Regions from separate parts of the Homo sapiens genome. Here regions 1 and 3 are each linked to region 2. The links are chromatin loops, found by intact Hi-C in ENCODE. Cell type or tissue: Caco-2. All regions are shown on one strand. Links, peaks and the distances in the headings refer to the core of each region. The heading gives the core; the rest is flanking DNA.

Region 1 (5,000 bases), core at 1-5,000, 130 kb after region 2:
GGTCATAAGGACAGGCGTAGAGGCTCCAGCCAGTTTCCCAAGCTATTTGAAGGGGCAGAAAGACTAGCATGGGGGGAGTGGAACATGAGCTAAGACTGCAGGAATAGAGACTTAAGTGCTCCCTGGGGAGGCCAAGAGGCAGATTAGAGCATTGGGCACAGACCATCCTCCCACTGTGGAGTTCATAGAACTGTATCCTGGACACTGGTTAGAGGTGTTGTTGATAGAATAAACTATCAACAATAAACTATCAATAGAGGTGTTGTTGATAGACTGTGGCATAGGGTAACGAGCCCTTCTATCCTGTGGTGGCTCCAGCAGGAAGGGGCTCAGGCCCAGCCTTGCCAGCGTCCCCACAGGAAGGTGGTTTCTATGTAACACAAGGGGCCTCTTTGCATTTCTCACCCCCGTTTACTCTGCTAGCTGCTGAATGAACTGAGTGTAGTTGAGGCTGAGCTGCTTCTCAAATCCTCGGATCTGGTGGGCAGCTACACTACTAGCCTGTGCCTGTGCATCGTGGCTGTCCTGCGGCACTATCATGCCTGCCTCATCCTCAACCAGGACCAGATGGCACAGGTCTTTGAGGGGTAAGCAGAGCTTCGGAATAACTGAAACAAAGCTCTGGCGAATGCCGGTGGAAGTGGCCTGGGAAGAGCATGCACTTCCTCACACTCTGGGGAAGCACCTGCTGCTCAGGTGGGAAAAGAATGGTATTTCCCAGAGGCTTGAATCTGTTTGGAGGAGCCCGCATACCATCTGCTGACCCTCCCAACCTTGCTTCTTCATGCAGGCTGTGTGGCGTCGTGAAGCATGGGATGAACCGGTCCGATGGCTCCTCTGCAGAGCGCTGTATCCTTGCTTATCTCTATGATCTGTACACCTCCTGTAGCCATTTAAAGAACAAATTTGGGGAGCTCTTCAGGTAAGAGAGGTGGAAGGTAAGGGGTAGCGAGTGGGACCTACTCCCTTCTTCCCATGACCACCCAACTCAGGAGGAGAGGATGGCCCGGGACCCTGCTGCCTGTCTAGGGTCATTTGTGGACTGTGTCCTCCACATACTGTTGTGTTACCAAGAGTGGGCCCTCTTCCTCAGCAGGCTTGCTCCCCGCCTATATCTGTGGGGCCCACCCTCTTCCCCCTTTTCCTCACTGCCTTCAGAGGCCCCAGTTCCTTATTCCCATGTGGTTCCTTTCCTGCCCAGTCTGTTTTGTCCCATCTCCCTTTTCTTGTCTCAAGATCCTTCATCCCTCACTTTCTCCTTTTTTTCTTTTCTCCCCTTTCCTGACCATCCCTCGACCTCAGCAGGCCTTCTTCAACACTACTATCTCCTTTCCTCCATCCCTGCAGCGACTTTTGCTCAAAGGTGAAGAACACCATCTACTGCAACGTGGAGCCATCGGAATCAAATATGCGCTGGGCACCTGAGTTCATGATCGACACTCTAGAGAACCCTGCAGCTCACACCTTCACCTACACGGGGCTAGGCAAGAGTCTTAGTGAGAACCCTGCTAACCGCTACAGCTTTGTCTGCAATGCCCTTATGCACGTCTGTGTGGGGCACCATGATCCCGATAGGTATGGGGTGTACTGAGTGAGGAAGGGCACCATGCCCCCATCTGAGATAGGGAGGGCTGAGGTACCCGGGAGGTACTACAACCTTGATTATTTAGTGGGGCAGAGATGAGAAGTTAATGGGTCTGAGGTTTTGTGGAGCAAGGTTTTTCCTGAGGGCATTTGTACTTTTCCCTAGGGTGAATGACATCGCAATCCTGTGTGCAGAGCTGACCGGCTATTGCAAGTCACTGAGTGCAGAATGGCTAGGAGTGCTTAAGGCCTTGTGCTGCTCCTCTAACAATGGCACTTGTGGTTTCAACGATCTCCTCTGCAATGTTGATGTGAGACTTGGGGTGGGGTTTTGCTAGTGGGGCAGTGACCAGGGCAGGGGGCTGGTTGTGATCCTCTGACCAGGGACAGAGTTCCGTAGAGTGGAGGCACACCGCTTTGAGTGGGCCTCCACACTGAGTCATGGTGTCTGTCTGTTTTTTCCTCCAGGTCAGTGACCTATCTTTTCATGACTCGCTGGCTACTTTTGTTGCCATCCTCATCGCTCGGCAGTGTTTGCTCCTGGAAGATCTGATTCGCTGTGCTGCCATCCCTTCACTCCTTAATGCTGGTGAACTACCAATCTGTAACCCCTAGCATTTCTAGACCTCAAATTTCAATACACACTGGACGGCCATCCTCTCATTGTTCACTGTGGGAGACCTTGCTGCGGCTCCCTGGCCTTCCTCAGAAGGCCAGTCCTTTGGTATGCTGAAGGCTAGAAGAAACCTGTTTTTTAGCCCTGGATTTGCAGCCCTGACCTTTCCAATTTCTGACCCTTCAACTGCGTAACAGTTCTCTGCTCTACCTCGCTTTCAATATTATCTTGCTTTTTCTCCTTTCACTTTACCTCATCTTCTCTCCCATGCCCCTGCCATACACTTGCATGCATGCAGGCACGCACACACATAAACCCACATACAGTTTAACTTCATCCCTTCCAGATCTGTTTTGTCTTCCTTTTAGCTTGTAGTGAACAGGACTCTGAGCCAGGGGCCCGGCTTACCTGCCGCATCCTCCTTCACCTTTTCAAGACACCGCAGCTCAATCCTTGCCAGTCTGATGGAAGTAAGTGACCCTGATCTGAACCAGCCAACAGTAGAAAGTGTGGTTCCCCTGCCTCCGTGGATTCTACTTTTGCTTCCCCTGACTTCATCGCCTTCCCCAGACAAGCCTACAGTAGGAATCCGCTCCTCCTGCGACCGCCACCTGCTGGCTGCCTCCCAGAACCGCATCGTGGATGGAGCCGTGTTTGCTGTTCTCAAGGCTGTGTTTGTACTTGGTACGGGGGTAGGAAGGGAGTGGTGCCAGAAGTGTGTATAGGGTGGAGTGCCAGCTAAACTACAAGGGACAGTCTTTCTCCCTTCTGAAGGTGGTCTCTCTGACCTTTGGGGAGGAGGGGAGGGAGAGAAGTATATTTCTGTCCCATAGGGCAGGATTTGGGGTGTTTCTACCTCTGTGGGCCCAGGGTGGGTCTCCACACGTGTTCCAATCTCACTCTGCCCTCCCTATCTCCCACCCGTGAACCACAGGGGATGCGGAACTGAAAGGTTCAGGCTTCACTGTGACAGGAGGAACAGAAGAACTTCCAGAGGAGGAGGGAGGAGGTGGCAGTGGTGGTCGGAGGCAGGGTGGCCGCAACATCTCTGTGGAGACAGCCAGTCTGGATGTCTATGCCAAGTACGTGCTGCGCAGCATCTGCCAACAGGTCAGTTTCACCTTCCTCCCACACCTCCTAAATGCCTCTGTGTAATATAGTTCTGTTTCCAGCCCATGATCACACCAGCTCCCTACTATACATTGTGTTCCTTAACAACTCCAGCCCATCCCCCATATTCCTAACCCCCTCACTGGTTGTTCCCAGTCCCTGATTGTCAGCTTCCTCAGGAATGGGTAGGAGAACGTTGCCTTAAGTCTCTGTGTGAGGACAGCAATGACCTGCAAGACCCAGTGTTGAGTAGTGCCCAGGCGCAGCGCCTCATGCAGCTCATTTGCTATCCACATCGACTGCTGGACAATGAGGATGGGGAAAACCCCCAGCGGCAGCGCATAAAGCGCATTCTCCAGGTAGGCCAAGGCCGTGGGGGCTGTGGAGGAAGCAGTGGGCCCAATCTGGGGAGAAACAATAGGAACCTTGAGAAAAGGAGAGGGGCAGTTAAGTAGAGAGGAAGACAAACAAGGATATAGGGGAGGGGAGAGGTAGCGAGAGAAACAGCTCCAGCATGGGCTGAGGAGTAAGTCCAGTAGGGTCTAGACTCCAGTGTAAGAGTATTAGGTGAGGGCATAGCTATCTGGAGTGAATCTAGCTTATCAATGGGAAGCATAGCATCTGGGAGGCCTAGGTGTGGGCCGTGTATATTTGGCATTTTGGCCATGGCTCAGGAACTGAATAGTAATAGCTACTACTTGCTGAGCATGTGCTTTGTGCCAGGTACTGTGCTAGGCACTCTGCACACATTTCCTCATTTAATCTTTATGACCCTATGAAGTAGGTGAGCCTCCCTGTTTGACCGATGAGGAAACTGAGGCTTGAAGAGGTTAAGTAACTTGTCTAACGTCACATAGCCCATAAGTTTAGAGTCAATATGTGAACCCAGACATGTCTGTGCACTTTCCTCTTCACATTGCTTCACACCTTCAGATGACCAGAGAGTGGAAAAATAAAGCCGTTGAGGAAAAGCTAAAGGAATAAGGTCTCTTCAGCCCAGAAGAGATAGTGTTGAAGAGAGATTAGCTAACAGTAGCCTTCTGGTCTCTACAGGACTTTGAGAGATTGTCTTATAAAGGTTCTGTCAGGGACTTTGAGCAGCTGGTCTAAAACAAGAGAAGCAGGCTTCAACTTTAACATCAAGGGTTTCAAGGTTAAGCATTAAGCAGAACTTCCTGATACGAAGGGATGGGAAAGATGTGAAATCTTTCCTGAACTATTTTAAAAATTGGAAAGATTTTCAACTAGTTTGGACTATTTAAATGTAGTCTTTTTTTTTTTTTTTTTTTTGAGACGGAGTCTCGCTCTTGTCGCTCAGGCTGGAGTACAGTGGTGCGATCTCGGCTCACTGCAACCTCTGCCTCCCAAGTTCAAACAATTCTCCTGCCTCAGCCTCCTGAGTAACTGGGATTACAGGTCGCCCATCACCACGCCCAGCTAATTTTTGTATTTTTAGTAGAGATGGGGTTTTGCCATGTTGGCCAGGCTGGTCTTGAACTCCTGACCTCAGGTGATCCGCCTGTCTCAGCCTCCCTAAATGTAGTCTTTCTTAAAGATGGGGACATAGAGGTCCCTTTCAGACCTCCAGGAGTCTGTGATTCAATGTTGCAGGAGATCAGGAATTGGCCTCAGATTGTTGGGTAGCTGGGGGTAACACGATGATGACTAGCCTGGGTGTGGGGCCTCTATC
Region 2 (7,732 bases), core at 1,115-6,114:
GCCACCATGCCTGGCCTTCTTGAGAATTTTTACGTTAACGTTCATCAGGGATACTGGCCTGTAGTTTTCTTTTTCTGAAGTGTCTTTGTCTGGTTTTGGTATCAGGGTAATACTGGCCTTGTAGAGTGTGTTTGAAAATATTCCCTCCTCCTCTGTTATTCAGAATAGTTTGAATAGGATTGGTATTAGTTCTTCTTAAAATGTTTGGTAAAATTCAGCAGTGAAGCCATTGGGCCCCAGGATTATCTTTGCTGGGAGACTTAGTATTATAGCTTCGATCTCATTACTTGTTATTGGTGTGTTCAAGTTTTGGATTTCTTCATGGTTCAATCTTGGGAAGGTGTATATGTCTAGGAATTTATTCATTTCTTCAAGGTTTTCTAACTTATTGGCATATAGTTGCTCATAGTGGCCTCTAATGATCCTTTGAATTTCTGCAGTATCAGTTGTAAAGTCTCCCTTTTCATCTGTGATTTTATTTATTTGGATAATCTCTCTTCTGTTCTTAGTCTGACTAAAGGTTTGTCAATATTGTTTATCTTTTCCAAAAAATACACAACTTTTCATTTCATCAATCTTTTGTATTGTTTTATTTGTTTCAATTTCACTTATTTCTGCTCTGATCATTACTATCTATTTTCTTCTACTAATTTTGGGGTTGTTTTTTCTTGTTTTTCTAGTTTTTCTAGTTCTGTCTCATGCATCATTAGGTTCTATTCTTCAAATAAACCACCTAATGATGCATGTTAAAGAACTAGAAAAGTTCATTTAGGTTGTTTATCTCTTCAACTAGAACTAGGTTGAAGTTTTTTCTAGGTTGGTGCAAAAGTAATTGCGGTTTTTGCCATTGAAAGTGAAAACCATTACTTTTTGCCATTATGTTCAATGGCAAAAACCGCGATTACTTTTGCATCAACCTAATACTTTTTTGACGTAGGTGCTTATAGCTATAAACTTCCCTCTTAGTACTGCTTTCACTGCGTCCCATAGGTTTGGGTATGTTGTGCTTCCATTATCATTTGTTTCAAGAAATTTTTCAGTTTTCTTCTCATTTTTTTTATTGGCCTACTTGTCATTTAAGTGCATGGTGTTTAATTTCCATGTGTTTGTATAGTTTCCAAAATTCCTCTTGTTATTGATTTCTAGTTTTATTCCACTGTGGTCAGAGAATGTACTTGACATAATTTTTTTTTAATGTTTTAAGACTTGTTTTGTGGCCTAACATATAGTCTATCCTTGAGGATGATCCATTTGCTGATGAGAAGATGTGTATTCTGCAGCCATTGGATGAAATGTTCTGTAAATATCTTTTAGATCAGTTTGCAGATCTTAATCTATAGTGCAGATTAAGTCCAATGTTTCTTTGTTGGTTTTCTGTCCAGATGATCTGTCCAATGCTAAAAGTGAGGTGTTGAAGTCTACAGCTATTATTGTATTAGGTTCTGTCTCTTTCTTTAGCTCTAATAATATTCCTTTTGTATATCAGGGTGCTCTGGTGTTGGATGCATATGTATTTAAAATTGTTATATCCTCTTGCTGAATTTATCATTATATAATGACCTTCTTTGTCTCTTTATATATAATGACCTTCTTTGTCTCTTTATATATATTTATATTTATATTATATAATGACCTTCTTTGTCTCTTTATAGTTTTTGTCTTGAAATCTATTTTGTCTGACAGAAGTACAGCTACTCCTTCTCCTTTTTTATTTCCATTGGCATGGAATATCTTTTTCCATCCCTTTATTTTCAGTCTATGTGTGTCTTTATAGGGGAAGTGTGCTTCTTGTAGGCAACAGATCATTGGGTCTTGCTTTTTTTTTATCCATTCAGCCACTCTGTGTCTTTTGATTGGAGAGTTGAGTCCATTTACATTCAATGTTATTATTAAACTGATGACAACTTAACACTAATTGCATGAACAAACAAGGTAACTAACAAACAAGCAAAGAGAAAACTAATAAAAACTCTACACTTTAACCTCATCCTCCAGCCTTATAACTTTTTGTTGTTTCTATTTATATTTTATTGTACTGTTTATGTCTTGAAAAGTTGTCATAGTTATTATTTTTGATCGGTTCATCTTTTAGTCTTTCTACTCAAGATATGAGTATTTATGCATTGCAATTACAATGTTATAATATTTTGTGTTTTTCTGTGTACTTACTGTTACCCGTGAGTTTTGTATTATACCTTCAGATGATTTCTTATTCCTCATTAGTATCCTTTTCTTTCAGACTGAAGAACTCCCTTTAGCATTTCTTGTAAGATAAGTCTGGTTTTGATGAAATCCCTCAGCTTTTGTTTGTCTGGAAAAGTCTTTATTTCTCCTTCATGTTTGAAGGATATTTTTGCCAGATGTACTATTTTAGGGTAAAAGTTTTTTCCTTCAGCACTTTAAATATGTCACGCCACTCTCTCCTGGCCTGTAAGGTTTCCACTGAAAAGTCTGCTGCTGGATATATTGGAGCTCCATTGTATGTTTTTTTTTCTTTCTTTTCTCTTGCTGCTTTTGGTATCTTTTATTTTTATTTTATTATTATTATTTTTTGAGGCAGAGGCTCCCTCTGTCACCCAGACAGAGGGAGTGCAGTGGCACAGTCTCAGCTCACTGCAACCTCCACCTCCCAGGTTCTAGCAATTCTCATGCTTCAGCCTCCTGAATAGCTGGGACTGCAGGGGGAGGGCACCATGCCTGGCTAATATTTTTTTTAATTTTTAGTAGAGACAGGGTTTCACCATGTTAGCCAGGCTGGTCTCGAACTCCTGGCCTCAAGTGACCCACCCACCTTGGCCTCCCAGAGTGTTGGGATTACAGGCATGAGCCACTGTGCCCAGCCTGGATCCTTTCTTATTCTTGACCTTCGGAAGTTTGATTATTAAATCATAGTCTTATTTCAGTTCAATCTACTTGCTGTTCTATAACTCTCTTGAATTCAAGTATTGATAACTTTCTCTAGGTTTGGGAAGTTCTCTGTTATTGTCCCTTTAAATAAACTTTCCACCCCTATCTCTCTCTCCCATCTCTTTATGGCCAATAACTCTTAGACTTGCCCTTTTGAGGCTATTTTCTAGATCTTGTAAGAGTGCTTCATTCTTTTTTATTATTTTTTCTTTGGTCTCCTCTGACTGTGGGTTTTTTTTTCCAAGGTCTTGCTCTTTCACCCAGGCTGTCGTGCAGTGGCACAATCATAGCTCATTGCAGCCTTGAACTCCTAGATTCAAGTGATCCTCCTGCCTCAGCCTCCTGAGTAGCTAAGACTACAGGCACACATGCCACCATACCCAGCTAATTAAAAAAAAATTTTTTATAGAAATGATGCCTTGTTATGTTGCCCAGGCTGGTCTTAAACTCCTGGGCTCAAGTGATCCTCCTGCTTCAGCCTCCCGAAGTGCTGGGATTACAGACATAAGCTACTATGCCTGGCCATGTATTTTCAAATGGCCTGTCTTCAAGCTCATTAATTCTTTCTTCTGCTTGATCAATTCTGCAATTAAGAAACTCTGATTCATTCTTCAGTGTGTCAATTACATTTTTTAACACCAGAATTTCTGCTTGATACTTTTTAATTATTTAAATCTCTGTGTTAAATTTATCTGATAGGATTCTGAATTCCTTATCTGTGTTATCTTGAATTTTCTTGAGTTTCTTCAAAACAGCTATTTCAAATTCTCTGTCCGAAAGATCACATATCTCTGTCTCTCCAGGCTTGGTCCTTGGTGCCTTATTTAGTTCATTTGGGAAGATCATGTTTTCCTAAATGGTCTTCGTGCTTGTGCATGTTCGTCAGTGTCTAAGTATTGAAATGTTAGGTGTTTAGTAGTCTTTGTAGTCTGGGCTTGTTCATACCCGTCCTTCTTGGGAAACTTTCCAGGTATTCGAAGGGACTTTGGGTGTTGTGATCTAAGTTTTTGGTCACTGTAGTCACATCTACGTTAGGGGGCACCCCAAGCTCAGTAACACTGTGGCTCTTGCAGACTCATTGAGGTACTGCCTTGGTGGTCTTGGATCAGATCCGAAAGAATTCTCTGGATTACCAGACAGAAACTTTTTTTCTCTGCCCTTACTTTTACCCAAACAAACAGAGTCTCTCTCTCTCTCTCTCTTCTCTCTCTCTCTCTCTCTCTCTCTCTGTCTCTGTGCCGAGATGCCTGCAGCTGAGGGAGGGCAGAAATGCTTTTTTAAGTTACCACCCAGTTCTAAAGTTGCACTTTGATTAACTTGGTTATTTCCTATGTTTTCATTAGCAACACAGTTGTAAACCACTTCTCCACATAGTTAATCTCATCTCTTAAATGACAGTTATTATTAAAATTTCAATGAGTAATTCTTTTTCTGAGTTCTTAGTTTCCTATATACTTATTACAGCATTAATCATGTTACCTGACAATACCTACTCACTAATCAATTCCCAGTGAGAATTGTTAGACACTTATATCCAGTAGCAAGAAAGAAAAAAATTAAAATCCTTAAGACAAATAGTTAGGGATATGCTTTCAAATCTGGGATGTACAGTAATTGAAAGTGTGAGCCTCCTTGGCAACTCCCAGAGGACATACATTAACAGTAATCAATCCACTGTGTGGCTTGTTACATAAGTACTATAGAAGCCTTGGGAACATTTGGAATCTGACAGAAGCCTTATGGAAGTGGTTCCATGGGGGTTGGCTATTTGCATATTTTCCTCCTATTACAGATAAGGGAAAAAAGACTGAAAGAATATATACCAAAATGTTAATATTGATTATTCCTGGGGAGTAGGGCTGCCAGTTTTCTTTTATTTTTTATCTGTATTATCTAAAATTTCTAAAATAAATATAACTATTATAAGAAAATTCCAAATAATAAAAGTCCAAAAAGATGGTTTGTTTTAACAGTAAGTAAGCTGAGTTGCATTTTCTACCATCTGTTTCAGTCAGGGAAATGAATAACATCTTCTAGGGCAAAGTAACAGGGTAAATGGAGACCCAGAGAAAGACTGATTGTTCTCTATGATAAGCATTCTCTAGAACATAAAAGGAAGTAATGAACAGGACTCCAAGCTTTGTTCTTTTGTGTCTCACTCCCTCTCGATTCTTCTCTGGCTTTGTTCCACACTCTGAACATCCTAAATCAACTTACAAGTGGTGGTCACCAAAAGAATCTACAAGGAAGATTGTCTCTCTAGACTCTGATTCCATCAAATATCCCCTTTCTCTTCTATTTTCCACATTTTCTTATATACCTACAGACAGGCTTAACGTTTCCCCATTCTAAAACAAAGTTAAAACACTATTTCTCCCCTATCTCGTTACAAACTACCATCCTTTCTACCTCCTTCCTTTCATAGCCAGATTTCTGGAACAATTAATCTACAACCACTGTCCTTTCGCCCTGTCCATTTGTTCAATTTGCTGCAGTCTGCCTTCTGCCGTGACTCCAACAAACTTTAAAGGAAAGCTTCCTAGTTGCTGAACTTATTGGCCCATATTTATACAGCCTAAGGCGATTGGTTGCTCTTATTTCCCAGAAGTTCTTCTTGGCCTCTGGGAAGAAAGGAGTGAAATGGGAAGAAATGACACTACTGTCTCTTCATTTTTTTTTCTTACCTTTCCCTTTCAGACTTCCCTCTTCTGTTCAACACTTATTCATTGGGATTCCCTAGGGTTATGTCCTAGTCTCTTATCTTCTTACACCACCTGGAACAAAGTTTATCTACTTACACAGCTTCAACTATCATCTATACAATGACAGATTGCAAAATTTTTTTTACAGTTAAATCTAAGTTGCTTTATTCTTTTTTTTTTTTATATATATACTTTAAGTTTTAGGGTACATGTGCACAATGTGCAGGTTAGTTACATATGTATACATGTGCCATGCTGGTGTGCTGCACCCATTAACTCGTCATTTAACATTAGGTATATCTCCTAATGCTATCCCTCCCCTCTCCCCCGACCCCACAACAGTCCCCAGAGTGTGATGTTCCCCTTCCTGTGTCCATGTGTTCTCATTGTTCAATTCCCATCTATGAGTGAGAACATGCAGTGTTTGGTTTTTTGTCCTTGCGATAGTTTACTGAGAATGATGATTTCCAATTTCATCCATGGAAATTTTTAATAATAGCCTCGAACTCTTGCTTAAGCTCTAGATTTGTATTTCCAAATTACAATTAAGCATCTTTACCTACAGGTTACAAAGAGGTACCCTAAGCTCCACTAGTCTAAAATCAGACTTACCTTCTCTACTGCCACAATTTACTAAATTCTTGAATTACATTCTCATTCACAATCGCAAGCCATGTTCCTAAGCTAGAAGCTTTTGCTTTTGCCTTAATTATCCCTTCTCCCTAACGCTGCACATCTAATCAATCAGCATACAGTCCTGTTGATTTTAACTCATAAATATCATTCTGTCAAGCCTAGCCTTTCCCCCATACTGCCTCGATCTTGGTTCAGACTCTCATAATGTCCAGCTTGGACTATTACGTCTGCTAAGTAGTCCTGCCACCAATCTCTCTCCATTCTACACCTGTTCAACTTCCACACTACTTTCGAAATGATCTTTACAAAACAAAACTCACTCTTTTGACTCCTCGGTGCCTACAGGATAAAACACAACTCCTTGGTCTAGCATGTTAGGATTCAGTCCAGGTTGTTAGCCTCACGCTCTACTCCACCCCCAAACTCCTGCATGCTAAGCTTCTCACCATTCCACAAACACAGCAGGCCCTATAATGTCTCCATGTCTTCACACATTGTATCCTGTCCTCTTAGAATGTCCTTTTCTTTCTTCCTCACCTGACAATGTCCTACTCATCCTTTAGTATGTGTCTTCTTGGGAAAGACAAACTAGCTATTATTTATCAAGGAGTTTTGCTAAACAATTTATGTTCATTAGCTTATTTTAATCCTCAATCAATTCTATAACTACTATTATCATTTTACAGATGAAAAAGCTGAGATTTAAAGGGGCTAAATAGCATTGTCATCTAGTAAATGGTGGGATTTAAATATAGGTCTTCAAAACCTGAACTTTTAACCACTATGCTACAGGCAATGTGTATTAAACATAGTTGATTGTTCTGTTCTCTGTGTTCCCATAGCACTCTGTTCACCACTCTGCAATGGCAGTTACCACACTAGAATGTAATATTTCTGTTTACACAATATCATCCCCCACTAGATGTAAGATACATGGTGATAGAAATAAAATATTGCAGCCGGGCATGGTGGTGTGTGCCTGTAGTCCCAGCTACTCGGGAGGCTGAGGTGGGAGGACTGCTTGAGCCTAGGAGTTCGAGTCTGTAGTGAGCTATGATGGTGCCCCTGCACTCCAGCCTGGGCAATAAGAGTGAGATTGGTCTCAAAAGAAAGAAAGAGAGGAAGGAAGGAAGGAAGGAAGGAAGGGAGGGAGGGAGGGAGGGAGGGAGGGAGGGAGGGAAGAAAGAAAGAAAGAAAAGAAGGAAGGAAAGAAGGAAGGAAGAAAGAAAGAAAAGAAGGAAGGAAAGAAGGAAGGAAGGAAAAGAAAGAAGAAAGGAAGAAAGAAAGAAAGAAAGAAAAGAAAGACTTAACCAATCTTTGTATCTCAGTGTGTTTAGCACATTATAAGTGCTCAATAAATGTTCACTATATAAATGAATTTTGAAACTTCTCTTTGGCAGTAAGTAGCCTTTTGTTTGTTGCCTTGCTTTTTCTTCTTCTGACTGTGTCTGACATGGTTGGGCTGTGTCCTCATCCAAATCTCATCT
Region 3 (7,732 bases), core at 1,188-6,187, 350 kb after region 2:
GGAGTGCAGTGGCACGATCTTGGCTCACTGCAGCCTCTGCCTCCCAGGCTCAAGCAATTCTTCTGCCTCAGCCTCCTGAGTAGCTGGGATTACAGGCATGCGCCACCATGTCCGGCTAATTTTTGTATTTTTAGTAGAGACGGGGTTTCACCATGTTGGTCAGGCTGGTCTCAAACTTCTGACCTCGTGATCCACCCACCTCGGCCTCCCAAAGTGCTGGGATCACAGGCGTGAGCCACCGCGCCCAGCCTTACTTTCTTGTTTATTTGTATGTTTTATAATTCATTTGAGAACTGGACATTTTAAGTATTATTTTGTAGTAACTCTGGAGATCTAAATCTCCTCCTCAGGGATTGCTGAATCTTGCTTGTTGAAGGCCAGAGCTATCTGTTTGTGACTTCCACAAACTAATTTTTGCAAATTGTATATTCCTTGTTGTGTGTCGCCACTAAAGTTTCTGTTCTGTTATCTCTGAGGTCAGTCGATGACCTGACAAAGATTTCCTTAAATTTCTGGCTCTCCTTATAAGGCTACCTTCTTTTGAAAAAAGAAAAGAAAAAAAATAAATAAAATTTCTGGCTTCTCAAAAGGGAAATGGCTATCAAGCTATGAAAAGACATGAAGGAAGCTTAAATGCAATTACTAACTGAAAGAAGCCAATCTGAAAAGGCTACATACTGGATGATTTCAACTATATGACATTCTGGAAAGGGCAAAACTATGGAGATGGTAGAAAGATCTGTGGTTGCCAGGGGTTGGGGGGAAGAGGGATGAATACGTGGAGTACAGAGGATTTTTAAGACAGGGAAACTATTCTGTATGATACCATAATAGTGAAAACATGTCATTATACATTTGTCAAAACCCATAGAATGTATAATACCAAGAGTGAACCTTAAAATAAACTACGGACTTTTGAATGATAGTAATGTGTCAGTGTAGGCTCAACAATTATTTATTCACTTACTTATTTTAATTTAATTTAATTTTATTTTATTTTCTGAGACAGAGTCTTGCTATGTCACCCAGGCTGGAGTTCAGTGGCGCGATCTCAGCTCACTGCAAGCTCCGCCTCCCGGGTTCACGCCATTCTGCTGCCTCAGCCTCCCCAGCAGCTGGGACTACAGGTGCCTGCCGCCACGCCCAGCTAATTTTTTTGTATTTTTAGTAGAGACGGGGTTTCACCGTGTTAGCCAGGATGGTCTCAATCTCCTGACCTCGTGATCCGCCCACCTCGGCCTCCCAAAGTGCTGGGATTACAGGTGTGAGCCACCGCGCCCAGCCTCATTTTATTTTTGAGACTGAGTTTCGCTCTTGTTGCCCAGGCTGGAGTGCAATGGCGCAATCTCGGCTAACAGCAACCTCTGCCTCTGGGTTCAAGCGATTCTCCTGCCTTAGCCTCCCGAGTAGCTGGGATTACAGGCATGCGCCACCACGCTCAGCCAATTTTGTATTTTTATTAGAGACGGGGTTTCTCCATGTTGGTCAGGCTGGTCTCGAACTCCCGACCTCAGGTGATCTGCCTGCCTCGGCCTCCCAAAGTGCTGGGATTATAGTCATGAGTCACCGCACCCGGCCAACAATTATTTATTTATTTATTTTTCCGATGGAGTCTCACTCTGTCACCCAGGCTGGAGTGCAGTGGCATGATCTTGGCTCACTGCAACCTCCAACTCCTGGGTTCAAGCGATTCTCGTGCCTTAGCCTCCCGAGTAGCTGGGATTACAGGTGCGTGCCACCATGCCCGGCTAATTTTTGTATTTTTAATGGAGACAGGGTTTACACCATGTTGGCCAGGCTAGTCTTGAACTCCTGACCTCAAGTGATCCACCCACCTCGGCTTCTAAAAGTGCTGGGATTACAGGCATGAGCCACCATGCCCAGTCAGCTCAACAATAGCACACTGTTCTTTGTTCTCTTTTTCCATTCTGATGCTAGAGTTTGATAGTAGGGGAGGTTGTGGGGTGCAGCACGGAATATATGGGAACTCTCTGTACTTTCCACTTGATTTTACTGTGAACTTAAAATTGCTCTAAAAAATAAAGTCTATTTTTGGTAGAAACAGGGTTTCATCGTGTTGCCCAGGCTAGTCTCAAACTCCTGAGCTCATGCAATCTGCCCACTTCAGCCTTGCAAAGTGCTGGAATTATTAGGCATGGGCCACTGTGCCCAACCTGGAAATATATTAATGTAAGGTTTGTTTTTTTTTTGAGGGAGTCTCGCTCTATTGCCCAGGCTGGAGTGCAGTGGCATGATCTCGGCTCACTGTAATCTCCACCTCCCAGGTTCAAGCGATTCTCCTGCCCCAGCCTCCCGAGTAGCTGGGACTACAGGCATGCACCACCACACCTGGCCAATTTTTGTATTTTTAGTAGAGATGGGGTTTTGCCATGTTGGCCAGGCTGGTCTCGCACTCCTGACCTCAGATGATCTGCCTGCCTCAGCCTACCAGTGTGCTGAGATTACAGGCGTGAGCAACCGCACCTGGCCTATTAATGTAAGGCTGTTACACTCTCTGTGAAATAGTATAATATTTGAAGGTAGATGGAGATAGGTTAAAAATGTCTCTATAAACCTGTAAGCAACCACTAAAACAAGGAGGAATAGCTAATAACCCAATATAGGAGATATAATGGAATAAAAGTAATATTGACTAATCCAAAAGAAGTCAGAAAAAGAGAACAAAGAGATGGGACGAATAAAAACAAGATGATAGACCCAAATCTAATTATATTAACAATCATTAAACTTAGATGTTCTTAACACCCTAATTACAGGGTAGAGATGATCAGATTGGGTAGAAAAGCAAGATTTGCCAGGTGCAGTGGTTCACACCTATAATTTCAGCACTTTGGGAGCTGAAGGCAGGTGTATTGCTTGAGCCCAGGAGTTCAAGACCAGCCTGGGCAACACAGAGACCTGTCTCTGCAAAAAGTAAAACTAGACAGGTGGCTGGGCACGGTGGCTCACGCCTGTAATCCTAGCACTTTGGGAGGCCGAGAAGAGCAGATCACCTGAGGTCAGGAATTTGAGACCAACCTGGCCAACATGGCGAAGCCCCCTCTCTACTAAAAATACAAACATTAGCCAGGTGTGGTGGCGCGTGCCTGTAGTCTCAGCTACTTAGGAGGCTGAGGCAGGAGAATCGCTTGAACCCGGGAGGTGGAGGTTGCAGTGAGCCGAGATTGCACCACTGCACTCCAGCCTGGATAACAGAGCGAGACTCTGTCTCAACAAAACAAAACAAAACATAACAAAACAAAACAGCAAAGACACAGGCCGCATGCATAATTCTAACACTTTGGGAGGCTGAGGTGGGCAGATCACTTGAGCCCAAGAGTTCGAGACCAGCCTGGGCAACATGGTGAAACCCTGTCTCTACAAAAAATACAAAAATTAGCTGGGCATGGTGGTGCTCGCCTGTAGTGGAGAGGCTGTGGTGGGAGGATCACCTGAGCCCAGGAGGTGGAGGCTGGGGTGAGCTGTGGTCATATCACTGCACTCCAGCCTAGGGACAGAGTGAGATTCTGTCTCAAAAAATAAATGAATAAAGAAATAAAATTAATTAAAAATTTTAAATTTATTTTAAAATTATAAAAACAATAAATAAAAATTAAAAATGTAATATACCAAAAACCACTGAATTGTAAATTTTAAATGGTGTATGAATTTATATCTCAGTAAAGCTGTACGATTCCATTTATATAAAACTCTTGGAAATTCAAACTAATGTACACTGATAGAAAGGAACTGTAATTCTCGCACTACCTCATTGTCTTTTTTTTTTTTTAAGATTATATTTGTTTTGGAGACTGGGCTCTCGCGATGTTGCCTAGGCTGGACTTGAACTCCTGGGCTCAAGCGATCCTCTCCCACTCAGCCTCCAGAGTAGCTGGGACTACAGGCGGGCACCACCACACTCGGTTTGTGTTTTTGTTTATCTTTTTAAGAATTATTTTATTAAAAAAAATTATTTTTTGGTTTGTTTGTTGAGACAGAGTTTCGTTCTTGTTGCCCAAGCTGGAGCGCAATGGTGCGATTTTGGCTCATTGCAAGTTCAAGTGATTCGCGTGCCTCAGTCTCCTGAGTAGCTGGGATTACAGGCATGCACCGCCACGCCTGGCTAATTTTGTATTTTTAGTACAGATGGGGTTTCACCATGTTGGTCAGGCTGGTCTCGAACTCCTGACCTCAGGTCATCGCACCTCTGTCTCCCAAAGTGTTGGGATTACAGGCGTGAGCCACCGCACCTGGCCTTTTTTTTTTTTTTTTTTTTTGAGATGGAGTTTTGCTCTTGTCACCCAGGCTGGAGTGCAATGGCATGATCTTGGCTCACTGCAACCTCGGCCTCCCGAGTTCAAGCGATTCTCCTGCCTCAGCCTCCCGAGCAGCTGGGATTATAGGCGCATGCCACTATACCCGGCTAATTTTTGTATTTTTAGTAGAGATGGGGTTTCATCATGTTGGTCAGGCTGGTCTCGAACTCCTGACCTCAGTTGATCCCCTCCCCCTCCCCCCATCGCCACCTCGGCCTCCCAAAGTGCTGAGATTACAGGCGTGAGCCATCGCGCCCACCCAAATTTTTTTTTTTTACCTCATTGTCTTTACTTACTTTTTTTTTTTCTCTCAAATACTTTCTCATGTCCGTGTCTCTTTAAGTTCATATTAGTCCAAAGGAGAAAATAGGACTTGGGGATCTGGGGAACACGGGGTGGTCTCACTTTGCCAAGGGAAAGATGAGGTTTGGGGGTTCCTGGGCTGAGTAACTCGTACTGAGGTCGCGATCTAAGTAGTCCTCGATTACCTGAAGATGTAGTGTAGAAGCCTGTGACTTACAGTGAGGCTGGCCCTAGAACTTCACTTCCCAGGAGGTTTCAGGCATCGAGTGGAGACTGTGTCCGACAGCGGAGTGGGACTTGGTCGCAGTTCGCAGAACCTGCCCAGCCCAACTCAAGACGCCCGGGAGGCTCTGGCGTTCGAATGGCTCTGGAGAACGATCGGATTGAGAACCCCCGAGCCAATCCCTAACTGCGATCTTCTCTCTCCGAGTCTCCCTATCCCCCAGGAGCTTGTTTTAGAGACGGTTGTCTTATGAGCCACTCCCTGGATGGAAGGGATTTGAGGATGGGGTGAGGTGTGTGTACGTCAGGGAGACTGAGCCAGCTTTCCTGTATGTGAATCTGATGGAGGGTACCTCTCTGTCCCAGCCTCACACGTCCATGTGAAGCCCCGGAATCAACTACCCTTGGTGGAGAAGGATGTGTGTGAAGTGTCAAACGGGCTTGTGGTGTAAGTTGATGGATCACTAGGCTTGCCTGTCCTTCATTTAAATTTCCAAGTGCAAGATAGTCTCCTCTGGCTCAGGGCTGGGGAGGGTTCAAGTGGCTTGCTTCATCTCGGAGTGTCCTAGAGTCTCTTTTAACCTGTCTTGAACCAAATAAGTCAGTCTCCCCTGATTCAGTAGATAAACTAAGTTGCAGAAAGTAGAGTAGATTAAAAATGGGGTCTTCTATTGAATTATTTGGGTTTCAGAAAGTTAGAGCCATTCAAGTGGATGTAAACTCAGACTTGTGGGAAGACGGTTGACACATGGAGAATGTGTTAGGAACAGTACCACTTTGAGCTGGACTCTTGTCTTGACTGTTGTTAGGACTTTCATATTGTGTGTCTAGCCCAGGAGACAGTTGACTGCCAGGCAGACTGTACCTGTGGAGAAGGATGCTTTAGGACAAGCTTGTCCAACCCGTGGCCCAACACAAATTTGTAAACTCTCTTAAAACAATATTTTTTTTGCAATTTTTTGTTTTTTTTAGCACATCAGAATCGTTAGTGTATTTTATGTTTGGCCCAAGACAATTCTTTTTCTTCCAATGTGCAGGAAAGCCAAAAGATATGGACACCACTGCTTTAGTAGATGAGGTTGGAAGACTTTTAAGACATTGTAATACCAGGGTTAGGAGTGAATGACTCACTCAGGGGCCTTCTGGGGTGCTGTCTCGACAGCTCCAGGCCTCTCCCAGTTTCCAATCCTTTAAGCATACCTAAAGATCTCTGATTTATTTGTTTGATTTATTTATTTATTTATTTATTTATTTATTTATTTATTTATTTCAGACAGGGTCTGGCTCTGTCACTCAGGTTGGAGTGTTGGCCAGGCTGGTCTTGAACTCCTGACTTCAAGTGATCTGCCCTCCTCAGCTTCCCAAACTGCTGGGATTACAGGCGTGAGCCACCGTGCCCGGCCTGTCCCTAAGAGTTTTACTCTGGTTCAGCAACTGCCTAAGTTGCACTGTTGTTCTGGAAGCAGTCACTTTGAGCAGAGGTGTTGGACACTGGATGATACCTAGAGGAAGCTGGGAAAATGAGTTGCACAGACAGTAATTGTTGTAGGAATTCAGAGGGGAAATACATTTATCCAGATCAGGAAAGTCAAAGAAGGCTATTCTCGAGGAAGGTGGTGATGACTGTGCCCCTCTTCTATCGACCTTGTGTGTTTGATCCTTATGCCTATTCCTAGATGGAAAAAGAACCGGCTGATGGTCAGTGAATACCCTGGGGTGGTTTCCTACCAGAGTTAAATTATGCTCTGGACTTATTTTAGCTGTGGAACCTGTGCTAAAGAAGACTTCTAGGTGGGAGGCCTCGCCACTCAGAATTGGCTCTGTGTGGGCAGAGAGCAACCCCTAGTGGGCTTGTGGAAAGCATACTCTGAAAGCCACGTTTCTTCTTTTTCTTTTTGAGACAGGGTCTCCATCTGTCATCCAGGCTGGAGTCCAATGGTGTGATCATAGCTCACTGCAGCCTCGATCTCCCAGGCTCAAGCAATCCTCCCACCTCAGCATCCCAAGTAGCTGGGACTACAGGTACGTGCCACCACGCCTGGCTAATTTTTTTTTATTTTTAGTGAGACAAAGTCTCACTATATTGCCCAGGCTGGCCTCAAACTTCTGAGCTCAAGGAATCCTCCCACCTCAGCCTCCCAAAATGCTGGGATTACAGGCATGAGCCACACACCCGGCTCACTTTTCTTTATTCTGACCAAAATGAGGTGTTGTGTTTGTTTTTGCCTATGATATGGGCCTAATGTAGACCTTAGCTAATGAGACAACAGAATGGGGGATGTCTCTATTTCCCCAAATCCTCAAGGTGAGAAATAAATTGATTCTCAATTTTTTTTCTGTAACCAAATATATATGATTATTTAATGCCCTTTCCTCTGTGCTCTGACACTTAAAGAAGTCACTGCTATAAGAATTAGGTCTGAAATTAGGGCAGTAGTTAAGAACCTACAGAAAGTAGAGTACTTCGGGACCTAAATTGAGGGCAAGGCATTGATGGGGTATTAATATGGGGGTATAAATATAGGAACTCATAATAAACAAGCTTCTTGGAGATCATCTCTGCCATATCATTTACTGTGAAATACTGATTCATGAAGAAATGGATGAGTATGGTGGCATTAAGACCTGTAGTTTTACTCACATAAGGTTGAAGGGGATGAGACTCCTGGTTTATCTAGCATTGTAACCATATTACAGAATTTTTGCCTTCTCCAGTAGTAGAATAGTAGAATTATTAAGAAGACATAGTAGCTTCTAACACTTAATGAGTACTGGCTATGTGAGAGAGACTAATAAGTACTACGCATGCCTTCTTTCATTTAACCCTCAGGTTAAAAATTTTCTCTGGCTGGGTGCGGTGGCTCATGCCTGTGATCCCAGCACTTTGAGAG

Evidence for each region. Peaks named below come from ENCODE experiments on the same cell type or tissue, not always from the same donor. Only the 100,000 strongest peaks of a DNase experiment are listed, where the experiment ranks them.
Region 1: it touches region 2 in a loop (17-fold over the local background); 13 of 110 quality-filtered maps call a loop at or near these places.
Region 3: it touches region 2 in a loop (13-fold over the local background); 2 of 110 quality-filtered maps call a loop at or near these places.

What each region holds. Positions count from the first base shown.
Region 1 is chrX:71,126,546-71,131,545 of GRCh38, forward strand. It overlaps MED12 (mediator complex subunit 12), which reads left to right. Exons shown (of 45, transcript NM_005120.3): 20 at 424-587; 21 at 791-922; 22 at 1,348-1,575; 23 at 1,751-1,895; 24 at 2,053-2,173; 25 at 2,569-2,670; 26 at 2,771-2,884; 27 at 3,135-3,310; 28 at 3,490-3,669. Among named protein-coding and RNA genes, the nearest start is that of MED12, 10 kb to the left of the region's middle. In Caco-2, for the core only: a CTCF peak has its summit at 2,828 (motif pointing left); a DNase peak (open chromatin) is centred at 2,816.
Region 2 is chrX:70,994,715-71,002,446 of GRCh38, forward strand. No RefSeq gene overlaps it. Among named protein-coding and RNA genes, the nearest start is that of SLC7A3, 67 kb to the left of the region's middle. In Caco-2, for the core only: no CTCF peak of the experiment used is centred there; a DNase peak (open chromatin) is centred at 3,937.
Region 3 is chrX:71,343,381-71,351,112 of GRCh38, forward strand. It overlaps LOC124905198 (a long non-coding RNA gene), which reads left to right and starts at 4,584. Exons shown (of 3, transcript XR_007068263.1): 1 at 4,584-5,289; 2 at 6,746-6,863. In Caco-2, for the core only: no CTCF peak of the experiment used is centred there; no DNase peak of the experiment used is centred there.